Linked DNA regions of Homo sapiens: region 1 is linked to region 2. A link is a loop called in an ENCODE intact Hi-C map of the cell type or tissue named here. Cell type or tissue: chondrocyte. All regions are shown on one strand.

The links. A loop is a pair of places that touch in the nucleus more often than their neighbours do. Peaks named below come from ENCODE experiments on the same cell type or tissue, not always from the same donor. Only the 100,000 strongest peaks of a DNase experiment are listed, where the experiment ranks them.
Region 1: a loop joins it to region 2, with 6 times the contacts of the local background. A loop is called at or near these places in 25 of 110 quality-filtered maps.

The regions. Positions count from the first base shown.
Region 1 is chr5:33,441,611-33,444,110 of GRCh38, reverse strand. All of the region lies in intron 1 of TARS1 (threonyl-tRNA synthetase 1), which reads right to left. Among named protein-coding and RNA genes, the nearest start is that of TARS1, 1.9 kb to the right of the region's middle. RefSeq lists an enhancer at 2,038-2,500. In chondrocyte, a CTCF peak has its summit at 1,316; no DNase peak of the experiment used is centred here.
Region 2 is chr5:34,918,195-34,920,694 of GRCh38, reverse strand. It overlaps BRIX1 (biogenesis of ribosomes BRX1), which reads right to left. Exons shown (of 10, transcript NM_018321.4): 2 at 2,220-2,331; 3 at 812-855. It also overlaps a transcript of TTC23L not described here. Among named protein-coding and RNA genes, the nearest start is that of BRIX1, 3.7 kb to the right of the region's middle. In chondrocyte, a CTCF peak has its summit at 1,346; no DNase peak of the experiment used is centred here.

The DNA of each region.
Region 1 (2,500 bases), 1.5 Mb after region 2:
GGTTGTAACATGCATCAATACTTGTCATTGTACCTTTTTATTATCAAATAATATTCCATTGCTTACTTATCCATTTATCAGTTGATGGACATTTTGGCCATTGTCTTTTAAATCCTATAAAATGCGTTACTTGTATAATTAAAAAAAAAACTAATTTTAAAATATGACTCCTAATTTCATGCTGAGCTAAAATCCCCCCTACTCCAGAAGTCTGGATTTAATAAACTTTAAAGGTTCATTTAGATTCAATAGAGCCTTTGTTATACTGCAGAAGTGATGTAACTGATCAAGTATACTGGGTAAAAAGAAAAATTGCGGCTGGGCGCGGTGGCTCATGCCTGTAATCCCAGCACTTTGGGAGGCCGAGGCGGGCAGATCACGAGGTCAGGAGATCGAGACCATCCTGGCTAACACGGTGAAACCCCGTCTCTACTAAAAAATACAAAAAAAATTAGCCGGGCGTGGTGGCGGGTGCCTGTAGTCCCAGCTACTCGGGAGGCTGAGGCAGGAGAATGGCTGGAACCCGGGAGGCGGAGCTTGCAGTGAGCAGAGATCGCGCCACTGCACTCCAGCCTGGGAGACAGAGCAAGACTCCATTTCAACAACAACAACGACAACAAAAAAAAAAAAAAAAAGAAAGAAAAATTGCAGGTCTGTGCAGGTTTAAAATGGAAAGATGATAAAATAAGTTTTATATTTCTGATAAGATTATTTTGGTTTTGACCATTTGCCAAATGAACAGGGGTAGTGAGAGAGAGAGAGAGAGAGAGAGAGAGAGAGAGAGAGAGAGGGAGAGAGAGAGAGGGAATCACCACAAAGGTTTTCTGGTTCTAAATACGGCTCCATTTTACAAACAAGAACACTGGCTCAAAGAAGTAACTTGCCCATTTGTATCATTAAGTAATAGAGCTGGGAAATTACAACAGGTCTCTCTGGAACCCTGAGGCCTATGACCCCTTTTCTACAACACTGGGAAGAGAGTAGGCAACTGTTCTCTATTTCCCTGAGTATATATGGTATGTACATCTACATACAAGTAATCTAAAATCTCAACCCAAAAGTTGGGAAACAGAACCGGATTGTGAAGAGAAGCTACAGAATTACCTTTCTCAGGAATGATCTGTCCCTGACTCACTCAGAACAGCACAGGGGTTATTAGTATTGGCTATAGGATACTGGGTTTGAGGAAGGAAAAAAACGGGGATACTGGGTTTGAGCAAGTTACTGTTCCTACGCCTGCTTTCTCATCTGTATAATGGAGATAATAACAGAACCCACTTCACAGCGTTATTAAGAAGACTGAATGAGGCCGGGCGCGGTGGATCACGCCTGTAATCCAAGAACTTTGGGAGGCCGAGACGGGCGGATCACGAGGTCAGGAGATCGAGACCATCCTGGCTAACACGGTGAAACCCCGTCTCTACTAAAAATACAAAAAATTAGCCAGGCCTGGTGGCTGAGGCAGGAGAATGGCATGAACCCGGGAGGTGGAGCTTGCAGTGAGCCGAGATCGCACCACGGCACTCCAGCCTGAGTGACAGAGCGAGACTCCGTCTCAAAAAAAAGAAGACTGAATGAGTTAATTCATGGAATGCATTAATACAGTGCCAAACTCGTATTTAGTACTCAAAATAAATATTAACTATTGTATAATTATTACAGGAAGGAAAAATTACATATGTGTTAACCATACATATCACGTCCAATTAAGAATAGCACAGGAGAATATTTATGGACATGGAAAGTTGTTGACCACATTCTATTAAGCAAAAAAAAAAAAAAAAAAAAAAGTTACAAAACAGTAAAAATATCATTTTATGTGAAAAAAATCTACGTATAGTCACCATTTATCATCTAGAATTAAATTTACATAGTTAGAATGTGCCCGTATGCAGTTTCTCCATTCAATCTCGAGTGGACAATCAAGAAAAAAATTTGGCTTTTAAGTGAACTGTCCTGTCACAGACTTGGGATAGAGGATCCCTTAGCTGAAGACGTCACCACTTCTCACTTGGACTATTACAACAGCCTTCTGCATGTGGCCTAACCTTCTATCCCAATGCCAGCGTGACTTTTACAAATACAATCTTCCTGCTTAAGATCCTTCATGTATAGAATACAAGTTTCAAACATCCTTGTTGCCTAAGATCCTTCTGATTACTGTTCCTTTAACCCTTCTGGCATATCTCTTGCAAACAACCCGAAAGACAATTCACCTGCGTGCCCCTTTTCACTGCCTTCCCTACCTTTACGTGGGAAGCCCCGTCCTGCCTGTTTACCTGGTGAAATCATTCTTCCAAACTAAATTCTAAAGTGCCTTCCTAAACTTCCTCTTCTGTAATACCACAAGGTTGATCACAAAGCACTAGGGCTGTTTTCCTGTCTCTTACACATCAGCCTGTGAGGCCCTCAAAGTCGGGGAACTGGGCCCTATTCATCTTCCCACATGCACCGCCCAGATCAGTGCCGGGCAAAATGTATACTTAACCACCCAAACTTG
Region 2 (2,500 bases):
AATATTAAACACCATCCCTTTGAACAGGTTTTTCCGGTGTAGCCTCAGCTGTCCAAAACCTATAACCTGCTTTATTTCTCCTGTCTTTACTTGAAATTATAAACCTTGTTTATGGCCTGTCTCCATTAGAATGTAAGTTCCATAATGACAGGGACATTGCTCTGTTGAACAGTTTCTACAGCACATAGAATAATGTGGTATTACAGCAGAGGTTCAAAAATTTGTGCTCTAAAGAAGGCTAATAGTGAAAAAATGATCCTAATTCTTCTAAGTTTTGAAAATTTTGCTTTAAAATGTAAATTTATGTTCTGTGCTTCCAGAGGTTAAAAAAAATACCTAAGTGTAGTATCTTAAACAATACTTTGAAAATGTAACCTATTCAGTTTGTAATACCTTAATAGCCAGTTCCACACAAATCACTTTTAATACTGGCAAAACACTTTTTACCATGTGGGTTTTATATATATATATGTTTAATGGACTTATTTTACTTTATATATGTTGACTGATAATTTTTTGAGTACCTACTATGGATTTAGCATAATACTAGACACTACAGGGTTAAAAAATGGGACATAATCCTTCTCCTGAGGAAATTTCAATATGCTTGTTCAGACAAAACAAACAGAAATGAATGAAGCACTAAACTGTGAGAGATAAAAATTTGGAAGACCAGTTATTGAAGAGTTAATAAAATGTGTCTGAATAGTTTTTACAAAATAATTTTTAAAGTCACTGAATGACTTAGTTTTGAAATAAGCCACTGTTAACATTTTAAAAATATTTTGTTGCAATTACTTTCCAAAATTACCTCGTTAATCACAAATAGCTTATCCTTACGATCCATTTTAGTATCTAGAAAAAGAAAAAAAAGAAAAAGCAAGTAAATTAAAGGTGATTTCAAAGTTATTTCAATCAAACCACATATGCTATCCAGAAAATAAAGTGTTTTTACACTCTTCAGTTTAAAGGAGATTTTATTACTAATTTTCAAAACAAGAGCTGGAAACAATCGCTCAAAAATCTTGACTCTTTGTAAATGTAAAGAAAATAAGTAAAATATAGTCTGTAAGAATTAGAAATTATAGTGTAAGCAGTGTTTCTCAATATTTAGGTATTCTAGGAATCCTTTTCAAAAATGGGAAAATTCTCACAAACCAAAGACTGTGTTAAAGGAAACCAGTTTCAATGAAAATATCTTTCACTTTTTAATCTTAGGTGTCAAAGAAAACTGACTTTATGCCCGTGTAACAAACCTGCACATATACTCCTTGAATCTAAAATAAGTTAAAATTTTAAAAATAAAAAACAAAAAACAAAAAAACCCCAAAGCACCTCTCAACATAAGCACAACAACAGCCATATGATGGCGCTGCCACTCCACTGTTCCAAACTTTTTTTTTTTTTTTTTTTTTTTTTTGAGACAGGGTCTTGCTCCTTGCCCAGGCTGAAATGTAGTGGCGCAATCACGGCTCATGACAGCCTTGAACTCCTGGGCTCAAGCCATCCTCCTGCTTGAGACTCCTGAGTAGCTGGGACTGCAGGCAAGTGACCCCCTCACTTGGCTAATTTACTTTACTTTTTTCATTTTTTTTTTTTTTTATTTTGTAGAGACAGGGTTTCACCATGTTGCCCAGGATGGTCTGGAACTCCTGGACTCAAGTGTTCCACCCACCTCGGCCTCCCAAAGTGCTGGGATTACAGGCATGAGCTACCATGCCCGGCCATACTGTTCTTGCCTGTAAAATAACCCACTGCTTAAAAATAAATAAATAACCTGGCATTTAGAAATAGGCTCTGACTCCAACTTAAAAAGTGCTTTGAATTCTATCCCAGGTCCATTTTTCAATAAAAACAGTTAAAAAAAAAAAAAAAAAGGCCCAAAAAGCAACATGTGGCAGTCCTTAGCACTTAGGACAAACCATCCCACCTATCTCAGGACCTTCAGAAGCATTACAGTGAAGGCATTCCTGGACCTTCAAGAAATGTTTCAATAATATTAGGACACCTGTTTTAAAAAGTAAAGAATCTACCTAATGAAATCTAAAGAATTTCTTACGAAATGTTAACTGGAAAAATTGTGGCACTTGAAAGGATAAAAGGCATTGTGTTTTTTTCGTGAGAACACTGAACAAATGAAGAATATATAAAATAAGTGAAAACATAAAAATAGGTAAGTTTATAGATAGAAATTTCTAAAGTATATGATATAAAGGCACCTGCTTTAGAATGAGGCATCAACATTCTCAAGTCCTGCATTAAATGTCTTGTTCTAAAATTTATTCCTCTGGAAGAAAAGATGAGAATCCGTTCCTTATTTTTCCACTTTCCCTAAAGAAAAAGAAAATGTTAAAAGATTTTAAAATCTTATACTGAACTGATCTTGTTTTGTGACAGGGTCTCACACTGTTGCCCAGGCTGAAGTGCTCACGGCTCACTGCAGTTTCAAGTTCCTGGGCTCAAGTAAGTGATCCTCCCACCCCAGCATCTACAGTAGCTG